2 separate regions of the Homo sapiens genome follow, and region 1 is linked to region 2. A link is a loop called in an ENCODE intact Hi-C map of the cell type or tissue named here. Cell type or tissue: PC-3. All regions are shown on one strand.

What was found. Hi-C counts contacts between places; a loop is a spot of excess contacts. Peaks named below come from ENCODE experiments on the same cell type or tissue, not always from the same donor. Only the 100,000 strongest peaks of a DNase experiment are listed, where the experiment ranks them.
Region 1: a loop joins it to region 2, with 9 times the contacts of the local background. A loop is called at or near these places in 2 of 110 quality-filtered maps.

What each region holds. Positions count from the first base shown.
Region 1 is chr2:186,539,815-186,547,814 of GRCh38, reverse strand. No RefSeq gene overlaps it. Among named protein-coding and RNA genes, the nearest start is that of ITGAV, 46 kb to the left of the region's middle. RefSeq lists enhancers at 4,800-5,307, 5,308-5,817. In PC-3, no CTCF peak of the experiment used is centred here; a DNase peak (open chromatin) is centred at 3,274; H3K4me3 peaks cover 1,402 bases; H3K27ac peaks cover 3,069 bases.
Region 2 is chr2:186,637,025-186,645,024 of GRCh38, reverse strand. It overlaps ITGAV (integrin subunit alpha V), which reads right to left. Exons shown (of 30, transcript NM_002210.5): 8 at 7,916-7,960; 9 at 6,705-6,748; 10 at 6,560-6,616; 11 at 4,058-4,110; 12 at 3,437-3,639. Among named protein-coding and RNA genes, the nearest start is that of ITGAV, 51 kb to the right of the region's middle. In PC-3, a CTCF peak has its summit at 3,102 (motif pointing right); a DNase peak (open chromatin) is centred at 3,084.

The DNA.
Region 1 (8,000 bases), 97 kb after region 2:
TTAGCCTGATGGCTGGCATATATTCCAAGATTCAATAAATGTTAGCTATCATTGCTATAATTACTACTACTACAATTATATTAGATAGATAATTGACTGTCACTTCTCCATTCACTATGGGTTCTTTAAAGAATCTTGTCAGTACCTATCTCACCTAGAAAACTGGATATTAGATAGCTAGATATAGCTATTTTAAAATATAAACTGAAGATATATAGAGGGTAGTTTTCCATGTGTATCAGGAACTTAGGGGTGTCTGGGTTTTAAGTATATCTATATTTCAAATTTAGTTTAAATGAATTTAATTTATTTCTTGTAGATACAGGGTCTCACTGTGTTGCCCAGGCTGGTCTTAGACTGCTGGGCTTAAGCAAATCACATACCTTGGCCTTCCAAAGTGCTGGGATTACAGACATGAGCCCCTGCACACAACCTTAGGTACATTTAGAATGGTATGCATATAGATACTTAAGAATCTTGAGGGCGTATAGGGGGAAAGGTGCACTGATGAGCCTTACTTGATGTCTGTGCTTTGCAGATGGAAGAAGGAAGAGAAGACAGGAAAGAACACATAAGGAAAGATTAGTGATCCAGAAGTAGATCCGGAATGATACCAGTCACAGTACCAAGGAAGGAAGAAATTAAAAGAAACAGGGGAGTGTTCAACAATGCTGAGTGGTACACAAAGGCCTGAGAAAAACTGTAGGCTTTGCCAATTATGGGGTAATTGGTGACCTTTGAGAGAATAGTTTTAGAAAGAGAACCAAGGGTGGAGTTAAAATTCCAAGGATCTGAGGAATGAGTGGGTGGTAGGAAAAATGGAAGCTATGATGGTAGCCTACTTTTTAAAGATGTTTTCCAAAGAAGAGAAGAAACAACAGAGGGCAGTAACTTGAGAGGGCAGCAAGTCAAAGGAAGGATATTTATAAGGAGAGAGAATATTTTTAGAAACTCAAACAGAGAGCAAATTAAAACACCATCAAGAGAGGCCCTTGGTGGAATAAGATCCTAAAGGAAGTGAAGAAGAATGGGAACAGAGCCCAGGTTGAACCTCGTAAAGGGAGGACTTCCATCATCATTAGAGGCATGAGTAAAGGAAAGGGGCGAACAGACTAAAATTAACAAGATATACTGAGATGGAGAGAATGAAGCTGCACAAAGTCTACATCTGATATCTTGAATCTTACTGGGAAATGAGAAAGTGATTGGTATATTCTGAGAAATTACCAGAAATAGGGTGGGAGCTGAAGGACAGGAGGGCTACATGGAAGGTTGAGAGTTGACTGTACCTGAATATAATAATTTCTGGGCAGTAATGAGAGCTTAGTTAAAATTAGACATATTAATTGCTGTAGACGCAGCATATTCATTTTCCCTAAGAATGTTAAATGTCCAGAAAGTGACAGTAGAGAAAGCATATTTTCTTTATATTGAGCTTAAAAATGCTAAGACAGGAATGAGAGAAAAGAAAAATGGCAAGGGATGCTGTGAGGCGGTGAAGAGTGTATTACTGTCAGGAATTAGCATATTATTTACATTAAAAATAAACTCAGAGAAGGGAGGATAAGCTGAAGAAAAGAGAGAGTTCAAGACACAAACAAACACCATTAGGATTAAAAACAAGTTCAGTGATGATGAAGAAATGGAGGATTTGAAGTTGAAGTCAGCCTGTGGATTTCCAGAGATCAAAATCTTGGAAGTGAAACCACATCAAGTGAGTCTGGGTAGGTCTTGCCTACAGGTGTAAGTCTGCTTCAGGAAGTCCAGAAAGCAGTGAGGAAAGACTGTTAGGAATACGACCCAGTGCTTACAGACATCAGCTTTGCAGTCAGAATCCCAGCTCTACCACTTTCTAGTTGGGTGACTCTGTGCAAGTTCCGAAACTTTTCCATGTCTGATCCTCATCCATACAATGAAGGTCACATTATTTCCTGGCTTTTAGAACTGATGTGAGGATTAAATGGGATAATGTATGTAAAGCGTCTCACATTTGACACCTAATAAGGGCTCAAAATATAGTTTTTATTATCTAGTGTTACTTTCAGTATCTTCATGATTCATATGTCAGTGTTTATCCAAGGGAGAGTGACATGGATTAAGGTGCAGAGGAAGACTGTGAATGGGGCATAAAAGTCTATGAAGAAGGTATCAGGTTTAGAGGTTAGTGGATGACTGGGCAAAGAAGGCTAGAAACCTAATAAAAATGCCTGCAACAGACATTGATGACCTTAAAAAAGGAAATCCTTTTTAGGTAGAACAGAGTAGAACGGCTCCCAAGTTTAGTGCCATTGGATTAATGATATCCTGAAAGACTCAGATTCTTTCTCTGCTTGTTTGCTGGTCCTCTTAAGGCTATGTTCCGTCACGCTCTCCATATTATGCCTGCAGTTTTAGATATCCTTAGGGAACAAGTTTTGGGGATCATTAGTGGATTCCTCTAGAATGTGAGGGTGCTAGCACCTATTTATTTATTTCAGTTTGGAGAATAAAGCAGCAGAGAAGTATTATTCCATATTTTGTTATACAAATGATGCTGCAGTTAGCAGCCTTATAAATACTTCATTATGCATATGTGAAGTATTTTCTAGGATGAATAGGAAGACATAGAATTGCTTCCAAAGAGCACACATTTTAAACATTGTAGATACTTACAAATGGCATTATCACTTTACACTCTCACTAGCAGTATATTAAAAAAACTAAGGATTACCCACTTCCTACTCATATTTTGATAATATCAAACTTTTAAATATTTGCTAATCTGGTACACAAAAAACCATGTCTCATTGTTTTTTCAATGCGCATTTTTCTGGTTACAAATGGGGCTGAGTATCTTTTCAAATGTTTGTGGATCATTTGCATTTAATTTTTAATGAATTTCCTCTTCATCACTTTTGCTTGTTTTTCTATTGGATTGCTTACGTTTTCTTAATTTGTAGAAATTCTTCATATAGTCTGAATACTAATCCTTTGATTGCTATTTTCGTCTATCCTTTGCTTTAGCTTTGTTGAAGATGTCTCCAAGAAGGGAAACAACTTTTAATTTACAAGTAGGAAACAACTTTTAATTTGCACAAAACTTTTTGTCCTCTTGGATTCTTAGGCTGTTTAACTGGCAGTAACTGGTTGTTTGATTTCCAGAGTCTACTTTGCTCAAAGTCAATTACAGGAAGCTCTTTATACAGTGTCATTTAAAGGATAAGGAGAGAAAGCCTGAACTGCTAAAATATACTTCAACCCAGGAGTCTGATGCCATGACTGGAATTCCCCAGATTAGTCATTCCTGAGGGACTTTCTGGAATGTGAGATTTTAACTGGGTGAAGGGTATTATTATCTTGTTGAAACAGGATGTTAGCCTATCAACACATTAACAATGATTATGTTCTTCAATGAAATGTTTTTCCTTTTTTTTTTAACTGAGTAGAGAAAGAACAGAGCAGGAATGAGATGTACAGATAAAGTAAGCAAAGTTTGAAACACAGCACAGGGCCCTGTTATTTGAAGAACTATTACGGAAGGCTCTGGGCAATGAGGAGGCAGTTTCAGGGCAAAATTTCTCTGTTTTAGGAAGAAAGAAGGGAGACTAAAAAGAAAGATGACCAAAATAAACTTTGAGTTTTCTCCCCTCAGCCTGGAATTCTTTTAATCCTCTAATACTCAGGTTACAATATCAAAATATAGTGGTTTTCCACTTAAATTAGATGTGCGTTTGATTATTCCCTTATTAAAGCAAACTTAAGCAGTTCTGCAGCTATGAGTCAACAGATCCTTTCAAACATTCCTCACAAAAGTCCTGTGATAGAGGAAAGTCATTTAAGATTTAAAATGAGAGAATTACAAAGAAAGTGGCATAAAAGACTTGTCCTTTGCCATGTGTTAAGTTGCAAGTATTATTCTAACTTTGTAAGTGGTTTTAGTCTCTGAGAGAAAAATATTTAATGAAAGCAGATGTTGATGAGTCACATTTAAGCTCTTATAGTTTAAAACACATTTTTTTTTTTTGTATATGGAGTTGTTGCTTGGAAGGTGGCTGGATAAAGTCCTCAACCCACACACTAAATGATGAATTTTCTTGTGTTGTCAGTACCAAAGAAGTTGGACTAGAGAGTCTGTAGGAACACTTCCAAATCTTGTATCCTACACTTTGTCAAAGGAGATTTATGGCTGGGCGCGGTAACTCATGCCTGTAATCCCAGCACTGTGGGAGGCCAAGGCAGATGGATTACCTGAAGTCAGGAGTTCAAGACTAGCCCGTCCAACGTAGTGAAATCCTGTCTCTACTAAAATTACAAAATTAGCCAAGGGTGGTGGTGCATGCCTATAATCCCAGCTACTTGGGAGGCTGAGGCAGGAGAATCGCTTGAACCCGAGAGGCGGAGGTTGCAGTGACCCGAGATTGCGCCACTGAACTCCAGCCTGGGCAACAAGAGCAAAACTCTGTCTCAAATTAAAAGAAAAAAAAAAAAAAGAGCCGGATACGGTGGCTTATGCCTGTAATCCCAGAACTTTGGGAGGCCAAGGCGGGCAGATCACAAGGTCAGAAGATCGAGACCATCCTGGCTAACACGGTGAAACCCCGTCTCTACTAAAAATACAAAAAATTAGCCGGGTGTGGTGGCGGGCACCTGTAGTCCCAGCTGCTTGGGAGGAGGCAGGAGAATGGAATGAATCCAGAAGGCGGATGTTGCAGTGAGCCGAGATCGCGCCACTGCACTCCAGCCTGGGTGGCAGAGCGACACTCCGTCTCAAAAAAGAAAAAAAAAAAAGATTTATGCCTTTTTTCCTTTTGCCCTAGTTATGTAGCCATGAAATGATGTAACCATGAGATGATGTAGCCACATGATGAAATAGCCCCCAACTCTTTTCTCCTGCGGCTACTTCTTTAAGTCACTGTTCAGACATTCACAGTGAAGAAGTTAGGGAGAAGAAGAAAATTTTCAAATTGTGAGTGTGAGAGAAATATTGATTTATTATTTAATAAATATTTACAGATTGGTTAGCATGTCTGAGACTAACCACAGGTGGACAGACTAACCAAATAATCATAAACACAATCTCAGACAAAGTTAAGTACTATGAAGTGTCCTTATAACAAAGGACTTAGGAGTCAAAGAAAACCTTCTCTCAGGAAGGACCAACATCTGTGCTAAGATCTGAAGGAGGAGCAGGGGTTAAAAAATGAAAGAGTAGGCCAGGCGCCGTGGCTTACACCTGTAATCCCAGCACTTTGGGAGGCCAAGGCGGGTGGATCACTTGAGGTTAGGAGTTCAAGACTAGCCTGCCCAACATGGTGAAACCCCGTCTCTACTAAAAATACAAAAATTAGATGGGTGTGGTGGTGCATGCCTGTAATCCCAGCTACTTGGGAGGTTGAGGTAGGAGAATTGCTTGAGCCCGGGAGGCAGAGGTTGCAGTGAGTCGAGATCTCGCCACTTAACTCCAGCCTGGGTGAGAGCAAAACTCTGTCTCAAAAAAAAGAAAAAAAAAAGGGTGAAAGAGTGGGTGAGTTGGCAATGGCAAGAGCATTCCAGGCAGAACAACAAGCATTCATAGGGCTCCTGATACAGGAGACAGCATAGTGTGTTCAGGTAACTTGGAGAAAGGGTGATGCAACCCCAAGGTAGTTAGGAGGATTTGGTAATGACTCGGATAACTGGAGATAGTTCCCTCTCAGATTCTTTGCTACTTTCTTCCTGTCTCTCCCTCTCTCCTAACGGAAAACAAACACTTCAGCCAGGCATTGTTTTAAGCACTTTATACATATTAACTCAACCCTAACTCAACACAAACCAACCAGTATATGTCAGAGAATATGAACTCAAGATCTTACCTGAGGCATCTCTGCTTTGTCTTTTTCACCCCTCAAACACTGAGCTATCCTTAAGATAACAAGAGAGTTTCTATAGGGACAAACCCAAGGCATTTAGTTTTTGTAGGGACAAGCCCAGGATTATTTGCGAGAAGGCCAAAAAAAACCCACACAAGAAAAAAAAGAAAAAAAAAGGTAAAAAAGGATGTAGGTATGCAAATGTGTTTTAGTCATGCTGAATCCCAAGGCAAGCTACACTTAGGAAGAAAACTACAAAAATACTATAATCCATTCATGTGTTATTTATTTAATTGTGATGTATAATATTTGAGTGTATATTCTGTCAAGTATGGTCCTAAAAATCTTATAATGTGTATGTTTGGTTAATCCTGACACCCAAACCTATTATGCCAATTTTACAAAGGAGAAACCAAGAGAAAATTCCAAGGATGCACAGCTAGTGGTAGTGAAGAAAGGTGGGAGCTGATTCTGAATAGTCTGGCTGCAGAACCATGCTTTTAAGCACTAGACTTCGTTTGCTCATTTGTATGACCAAAAAATGCCTTGTTACCTCATAAAAAGATTATCTTCTCTCTTCTCTAAAAGAGGGCCTTATGATATTTTAGGAAATGAAGATCTTCTTGACAAATATGAGAGTCACTGAATTAACAAGAAAATAGAGAAACTCTGATGGAACTCTGTAAAAGCAGCACACACTGAAACTGCACTTTCTTTGACAAAAGATTGCAAATAAGAATATGGAAGTAATTTTGTGGCCAGTGAACACGGAACACTTAAGTTATGCAGCAAGCCGCCATGTAACTCTAGACTTCTGAAACTGGTAGTACGAAAACAGCTCTAAGGCTGATTTTGAGCAGGGATTATAGTCAATCCTGCAACACTAAACCAATTACAGCAGAAAAAACCGAGACTATTTTCAACAAAGTTGCAGAATTTTCTGATTTGCATTAAGTGTTTGTCATTTTCTTGGCATGTTTCTCCTTTCATCATTGAAGTATGAGAGATTATGTGTTTAAAGTCTGCCTCTTTCTCATTTGGGTTTGAATAAAATTCCACAGTGTTCTTTTGGATGAAGGGGGTTCCCTAAAGTTAAAAGGAGTTTCCTCCACTTTTATTGAGATCTAAAGAAGCAGACTTGCAGTTCATCATTCACCAAAGAAGCAAAAACCAAAAAACTATAACTAGACATATCATATTCAAACTGCAGAAAATCAAAAGTTTAAAAAGAAGTCTTGAAATAAGCCAGAGGAAAAAATTACCTTACTTATAGAGGAGCAAAGATAAGAGCTACATCTGACTGCTCAAAAACCATGCAAGCAGAGTGGAGTAAATATTTAAAGTGTTGAGAGAAAAAAAACCTCACTGACCTAGAACTGAATACTCTGCAAAATTATTCTCCAAAAGTGAAGGAGAAATACTGTCTCAGACAAACAGAGTTGAGGGAATTTGTTGCTAGAAGCTCTGCCATGCAAGAAATGTTAAAAGAAGTTATTTAGAAAAGAAGGAAAATGATATGTCAGAAGCTGAGATATAAATAAAGAAAAGAACATCAAGAAAGCCGGGTGCAGTGACTCATGCCTGTAATTCCAGCACTTTGGGAGGTCAAGGCAGGCGGATCACCTGAGGTCAGGAGTTCAAGACCAGCCTGGCCAATATGGAGAAACCCCGTCTCTACAAAAATACAAAATTTAGCTGGGCATGATGGCGGATGCCTGTAATCCCAGCTACTTGGGAGGCTGAGGTGGGAAAATCGCTTGAACCCGGGAAGCAGAGGTTGCAGTGAGCTGAGTTCACATCATTGCACTCTAGCCTGGGTGACAGTGAGACTCCATCTCAAAAAAAAAAAAAAAAAGAAAAAGAAAAAGAAAAAAACATCAAGAAGGAATAAATATAGTTAAAACTTTCATTTTCCTTATTCTTAATTGAGCTAACAAATATGGTTTGTTCAAAATAACAATAGTAATAATGTATTCAATTATGTAGCAAATCAAATCCAACAATGTATTAAAGGAAATTATAGACCATAACCAAAGAGAATTTATCCTAGAAATACAAGGCTGGTTCAACATTTGGAAATCAATTAATATAATCCATTACATCAACATACTAAGGAAGAAAAGTCACGTGATTATATCAGTAGATGCTGAAAAAGCATTTGACAAAATTCAA
Region 2 (8,000 bases):
ACCCTACGTACCAGTCATAACAAATTGCCTCAATTTCCTTAATGTACACGAGCTGTCTCATAGCTCCTTAATAAGCCATGCCTCATCATCTCCTGGCTCCCCTGAAACATCAACGATGCCTTGATCACTCATCCTTTATATGAGACCATTAAGCCTGGGATCTCAAACACTGTGATGATCACATTGAGGTACTTTTTTTTTTTTAAACATATATGCTGCCCCCATTGGATGCTGAGTTTCTTAAAGACATGAGTAGACTCTGATTTATGCTCATTTTCACCACCTAGAAGAGTGCCTGGCCTGCAGTAAACACCAACTAAGAATTTGTTATCCTTAAAAATGAGTACCTAACTTATGTAAAAGTATTCTTTTTATCCTTTTTTAAGCCTTAAAGGTAAATCGGCTGGGCACGGTGGCTCACGCCTGTATTCCCAGCACTTTCAGAGGCCGAGGCGGGTGGGTCACGAGGTCAAGAGATTGAGACCATCCTGGCCAACATGGTGAAACTCCATCTCTACTAAAAATACAAAAATTAGCCAGGCATGGTGGTGGGTGCCTGTAGTCCCAGCTACTCAGGAGGCTGAGGCAGGGGAATCGCTTGAACCCAGGAGGCGGAGGTTGCAGTGAGCCGATATCGTGCCACTGCACTCCAGCCTGGCGACAGAATGAGACTCAGTCTAAAAAAAAAACAAAAAACAAAACAAAACAAACAAACAAAAAAACCAAAGATAAGCATAACTTCTCTACTGACATATGCATTAATAAAGTAGTTATTAAAACAGGCTGGCCACGGTAGCTCATGCTTGTAATCCTATCACCTTTGGAGGCCGAGGCAGGCAGATCACTTAAGCCCAGGAGTTTGAGACCAGTTTTGGCAACATGGCAAAGCCCCATCTCTACAAAAAATACAAAAATCAGCCATGCACAGAGGTGCACATTGGTAGTCCCAGCTACTTGGGAGGGTGAGGTATGAGAATTGCTTGAGCCTGGGAAGTCGAGTCTGCAGTGAGCTGTGATTGTACCACTGCACTCCAGCCTGGGTGACAGAGCAATACCCTGTCTCAACAAATAATAAATAAAGTATTCATTAAAACATAATTTTGCAACAAAAGATGGCTCCAACGTTGAGTGACTGTTTAATAAAAATTATCTGTAACTTTCCTAAACGTTTCATTATTTTATACATGTTAATCATCTTCTCTCTTCGCTATCATCTGTCGAGTCTGGAAAATCCTACACATTCATGCAATTGATTTCTTCCTTTGATCATTTTAGATGCTCTTTCCTGCTTTTCTTTTTTTTCCTCTGCTTTTTCTGGAAAAGTACTGATAAAAAACTGCACATAATTACCTTGGGGCTATATAAAATTTTGGAACATAACTTTATTGTTTTGTTTTCAATATCCCTCTTGATGATGCCTAGGGTGGGGGTAGGTGGAAAGAGAGGAATATAGGAATACAGGAACAATGACACTTAATGTCTTCATGTATGAACAACAACAAAAGATCTAACATAACTAATAGAACATATACATGTATAATGTAACTATATTTGCACATATGTACTAAATACTATACATAAATACAGCTCAGATAATTTTTCACTAAAGACATTATCATTCACAATCTACTATTTGCTACAGTAAGACCCAAGGAGAAACCTTGGGAGACCATAATCATCCTCTATGGATGATTTTATCTATATTTTAGCCCTTTGTAAAATCATTGTAAAACTTCACATTTTTTAAAGCTGTTGTCTATATTTGTTCTACTGACAGACGACACATTATAACAAAAACTTAGAAAGCTGGAAGAGATGTTGGCTAGATCACAGTAATGAGAAAACTTTCTTTAAAGTAACTGGAATAACATCAAGACAAGGTGAAGATCACACATGACCAGGCTTCCCAGAAAACCTGGGAGACAGAGGCCCAGCTACATAGCAAAGAATTCATTAACTTTATTCATGATGGAACCTCAAACTTAGCCCTGTATTTCCTATGTAGCTTTTGTTATGATTAAGTAATGATTTGGTCTGTTATATAGTGTTCTTTTCACATTTTATTATGAACTTCATACCATAGCTCCATTTGATTTATGCTAAGTTCTCTTTGTGGTAAAAATCTTTAAGCCTCTATTTTAGGTAGCAGATGTACCTCTGAGTAGATGTTCCCTACCACTGAAACTTCTCCTGTTGGCCAGGCACAGTGGCTCACATCTGTAATTCCAGCACTTCGCACAGCCAAGGCAGGAGGATCACTTGAGCTCAGGAGTTAGAGACCAGCCTGGGTAACATGGGAAGACCTCAGCTCTACTAAAAAAAATAAGCTGGGCTAGGTGGTGGGAGCCTGTAGTCCCAGCTACTCAGGAGGCTGAAGTGGGAGGATCTCTTGACCCTGGGAGGTTGAGGCTGCAGTGAGCCATGATTGCACCACTGCATTCTAGCCTGGGTGACAGAGTGAGACCCTGCCTCAAAAAAAAAAAAAAAAAGAAAAAAAAGAAAGAAACAAAGAAAAAGAAATGACTACGGTTAATCTTCCAGATGACACATCTAGTAAATGACAGCACCTACCCACAAGACAGGTGTGAAATCTTGAGGGCAAACAACATTTACCTTTCCACTACTGTTTGAGACATACAACAAGTCATCTGTATTTTTAAAGTTTTCTTCTTAATGTATACCTTTCCTTTAGGTTTTAAGGGGGCATAGGCTTACTATACTGTTGATTACACAAACTAGTTCAACTATCCATTCTGTGATCTCTAGAAAGGTTTTTAACAGATTAAAAAAAAAATCTTGGTAATTTGTAACCTATATTTCAGGTTTCTGAAAAGAGTTCTAAAGTAAAAGCTAACTTTGCTTTTTAAAGATATCGACAACTATTAAAATGGTACTATTATAAACGAATAGGCTTATACTTTTAATATGCCACCATAAAGGGAGATATAACATCCCTTAGAACATTTTGGACAGCTACAACAAAGTTATGGCTTTAAAAATATTAATGGCAAATCATACCTTTGAGGTATGCATTAGTCAGCATTGCCTTGACAATGTGCCTGGAAGCATTTTTTTTTAACACTTGTAGCCAAATGAACAGAAGAGGGCACTGCTGCTAAGCAGGATGCAGAAACACATACCAGCTAGCAGTAGGCACCAGGGTAATGAAGGTTCCTTTCAGAAAGTAATCATTCTGACCTTCTAATTTGAGGCCAAGTGAATAATAACTCATGAGAGTCCATTATTGAAATCTTTGCTCTGATTTTTAAAGAAAAATAGCAAACTGTCTTTAAATTTGGTGTGTTACTCACTTACACACAATCCACCTTTCCAGGAAGGAGATTTGCTCGTGTAGACTTCTACAGATGGACTTACAGAACTTTTCCAGGTGGACACAGATAATCAGGGACCTGTAGCTGCTAAACTTTGATCTTACCATTGAAACCATCCTGGTCCAGATCTCCCAAAGGAGCTATGGCACTGCCAAACCGTGCAAAGACCTCAAATCCATTCAGCTTTGTCGTCTGGAAGTCTCCTGAAGCTCTCTGTAGAGACACTGAGACCTGCCCCACCTCTTGGAGTTTGCCATCAGAGCCACGATCCATGAAGAGAGGTGCTCCAATAAACACATCTGCATAACTAGAAGAACAGAAACTTCTCACCAAAGCAAGAACAAATTTCATGTCTTAGTAGGCATTTTCTTTCTTACTACAACTCACTTTTCCTCTTTCTGCATCTCTCACACCCACAGTGAAACACAAAATGATTACCAGAGCACTCATTTCAAATTTGAAACTTCCTTTAATTCTTTTAAGAAACTATGAATAATTCATAAAATTACTTTATTTGTTCATGTTATAAAAGCTACTGAAAAAAAACAGAACAAACATATGAGGTTTTCTAGAATTCATGATTAAGGTTGCTTCAAATTGTTTCCTTAAACAGAAAGATTAGCAGAAAAGGAATACAAAAACAGAAGAAAAAAATGTTTAGTTTGAGTAAAGTATTCGTAAACATGAGAAGATAACTTTCTGGAAACATTTTTTTTTAAACTTACTCATCTCCATTAATGTCAGTGGCAGCTACAGAAAATCCGAAATATGCAGCCATCTGGATAAAAAGATGAAAATGAAATGTTTATATTTCATCCAATTAGTTTAGACAATTAACATTTGTAATATATGTACCAAATAGGGTTATTTTTTTTCTCTGCATATAGTGCTTCAATCTAAATGTCTTGTCTTTTGTTTATTCTACCAACACAATGACAATCAGGTAATGAGGCTTGTTGTTTTCCTAGATCATGGACACAATATATTACATGTATATACACAATATATTACATGTATATCCTTCCAGTGTTGTTGATATATGACATTTAAGTCTAAGGACTATCAATTCTCCTTCTCAGGCCTACCCTACTATCTCCCTTTCTCTCCACTTCCCAAAACATACCAGACACAAGCACACTAACAAAGATATATAGTCACAGACAAATGTTGTGATTGAACCCAACAAGTTTTATATGGATGCCTATGTCATGAGGATAATAGATAATAATTATTAATAACAGATAATAATTGGCTCCCCTATGTGTAACTACTACTACTGTTTAAAAATTACTGTTTGGAAAGATATGGAAAGGAGCTCATTTTTGTGTCATATCTCTATAGATTACTTGCCACATGATTTTGCTTTTGAATCACACACAGTACAAATGTGTTTGGGTTTATTATGAGCTTATAATGCACAGGGAGCAGAAATGTCCTCTTCCCTACCACAGGAGACCACAGGCTTGCATAGGATGAGCAGCTTAGCTGTAAATAAATGTGAAAAAGGAAAGCTCTAAAGAGAGCTGAAAGTGCAAAACAAAACTAAAAGAGATGACAGATTAAATATAAAGTAAGGTGAAAAATGAGTCAACAAACCAAAAAAGGAAAGTTAGCAATGCTTCTCAAATTTGATTGGCTCAGATATCAAGGGAGAATGATAAGGGAGATTCCTGCATTATCTATTTTGGGTTGATACAGTGTAATTGGGAAAATGAAAGGTGTGTTCTGTATTAAATAACAAGTTCAGAGCTTGTGAAATAAAATATACTGTGTTTGGGGTACAAGGTTGATGTGCCGACTATGTAACAGAATAATATTCATGGGCCTTAGTCACCTATGGTGTTTGGCTTGGAAGTGTAAAGAAAGGATGGCATTTACTGAGACACACTTTGTCCCGGGCACTATGATTCGAATGTTTTCTTTTGATTCTCACAACTGTCCCATGAGGAAGTTGTCAGCATCCCTATTTTTATAAATAAGAAACAGATTTTCAGCAGCAAATACCTTATCCAATGCAATAACAGATTGAGCATGGAAAACCCAGGTTTGTCCTCATCTAAAAGCCACGCTTCCCACTCCTCTCTAGCCACCCCCACTTCCCAATAGTGGAAGGAGGAATAAAGCAAGTATCATTGAGTGCATGCAGTAGGATCCAGACTCATACATGGTCACCAGACAGGAGAAGCTGCTTGAGCTGGAGAAGTCAAAACGGAACAAAGGGACCACCCCTGCAGCAACCCTAACTGCCTGTCAACTGCAGGGCCCTCCAGGTTGTGCATCAATCTTGACTGCCATACAAATGGGAGGAGGTTTCTGGGGACCATGAGTCTAGTCAGTCAGCCTGTCAATCCTATCCCAAAGCCCAACAATCTCAACTGAACAAAAAGGCTTGAATCCCAGATCTGCAAACTTTGAGAAAGATTTTTCTCTACCTACTGTTTAAATGTTTATTCATCATTACCAACTTATGGTATAATTCTTTGAGACATACAACAGAGAATATTATAAAATGCCTGTACTCGCAGAGAAATGTCTAATACTTAAAAAGTACTAGCATTTTTTTAGCTGAGAAATATCTTATTTCATGTAGTAAAAATGAAGTTCGCTTATAATATCTATAATACACATATCTGTGCCATGCTTTCTGTTGCATCTAATAAAATTATAAGGCATTGATCATCCTTAAAAAAGAATTTAAAGAATTCTTTTCTCTTTTTTCTTTTCAGTAAAGAAAAAGGAAGTCTTTGTGGTTTTGTATGCATGTGATTTTGCATTTCCTAAAAAAAAAAAAAAAAGGAAACAAAAACAAGCCAAAATATCCAAATTACTTTGGTTAAAACAAAGATGAAATATTTAAAGCCCATCTTATATCTAGAATATTGAATATTATGGAATCATTAAACCATTCTGATACTGCCAAGGAAAGTTTTAAGAAATTAGAAACTCTGATGATAAAATATTGAGTGAAAAAGGCAAGACAAAATGAAAAATACAGAGTAAACCAATTTTTGTTTATATACTACACACACACACACACACACACACACACACACACACACACGCTCAAAAGAGAAATGATAATAGTTTGACCAAAATGGTAAGAGTTGGAAGAATTATCTATTTGATGAGATTATAGTTCATTTTTACAGTTTTATTTCGCAAATTTTCTCCAATGAGTACATACTGCTTTTATAGTGGGAGAGGACGATCATATTTTGGAAGCATACCTGCTCGCCAGTAAAATTGTATAAGGAGGACATGTTCTTCCCATCATAAATATAAACCTGTGAAGGAAAAATAGAAGTATGTGAAATCTGGTAAAATAGAAGATAACTTAGAGATTTTTTAAAAAATACCTTTTAACTGTCCTACCATTCCCAAAGTCCTTGCTGCTCTTGGAACTCCTGAAACAAAGTCTGAAACAAACAAACAAACAAATTATTCATTTTTTAGGACAACACTGGAAGTTGCAGACCAGAAGTGACTATGTCAGCAAGCTTTAAGTTTTACTACTTCAGTTCAAAACAAACAATCAATTTAGAAAAATTGGTACTCCGTAATAAATAGCCCAGCATTTTTAAACTATAAAATCAAAATTTACAAAATACAAATTCTGGAGGGCTCTCAAACATATGCAAATAAGCCCTCAAGTCATTTGTAATATTGTTAAACAAGAATAGACAAGATAAAGTAACCTAAGAATGAAGAAAAACTACATTTAGTTTAGTAGTACAGTAATGAAAAATAATACAGAGCAAACTGAAGTGGGGTAGAAGTGGCTGTGGCACAAAAATGTGATCAAAATCAGGTAAAGACTGTGATTCCTAAACGGAGCTCTGAAGGAAGATGGATGGACAATGAGAGGATGGGGTAATAACCGTACAGAGATGGCCCAGAAGGTAACAAAGGATGCCTAAAGAAAGAAGACACTAATTCTTCCTCCCAGAGGAATGAATTTGCTGAAGACAAGGAGGAAAATGCTAAGGAAATCACTAACAGTGTTGGGGGCTAAAAAGAAGCAGAAAGGAAAGGCACTGAAGCCAAGTGTAGCTGTCTCAATTTCAGCAGCCACTAGAGGAAGTTCAGCACAGACCTAGCCTGGACTCTCACCAGTGTGCTAACATCTTCCTCATTTCTTCTGTTATATTCCATAACAATGGTTTAAAATTGCTTAAAATTTTATTTTCTTTTCCTTTTTTTTTTTTTTTTTTGAGACAGGGTCTCGGCTCTGTCGCCCGGGCGGGAGTGCAGTGGCGCAATCACAACTCACAGCAGCCTCAACCTCCCTGGGCTCTGGAGATCCTCCCACCTCAGCCTCCTGAGAAGCTAGACACTGGTGTGCATCACCGCGCCCGGCTAATTTTTGTGTTTTTTCTAGAGGCAGGGTTTTGCCATGTTGTCCAGACTGTTCTTGAACTCCAGGGCTCAAGGGATCCACCCGCCTCAGCCTCCCAAAGTGCTGAGATTACAGGCTGCAGCCACAGCACCCAGCCACTCAAACTGCTTAAAATTTTCAATGCCACATGTTTCAAATACTTAATCTAATTTTTTTAAAGATTAGATATAGTTCAAGTACTTCATACCATCTATGCCATCACCATTGAAATCTCCGACAGCCACAGAATAACCTAAACAGGAAACCAAAGGGGAGAACCATCAGGACAAGGA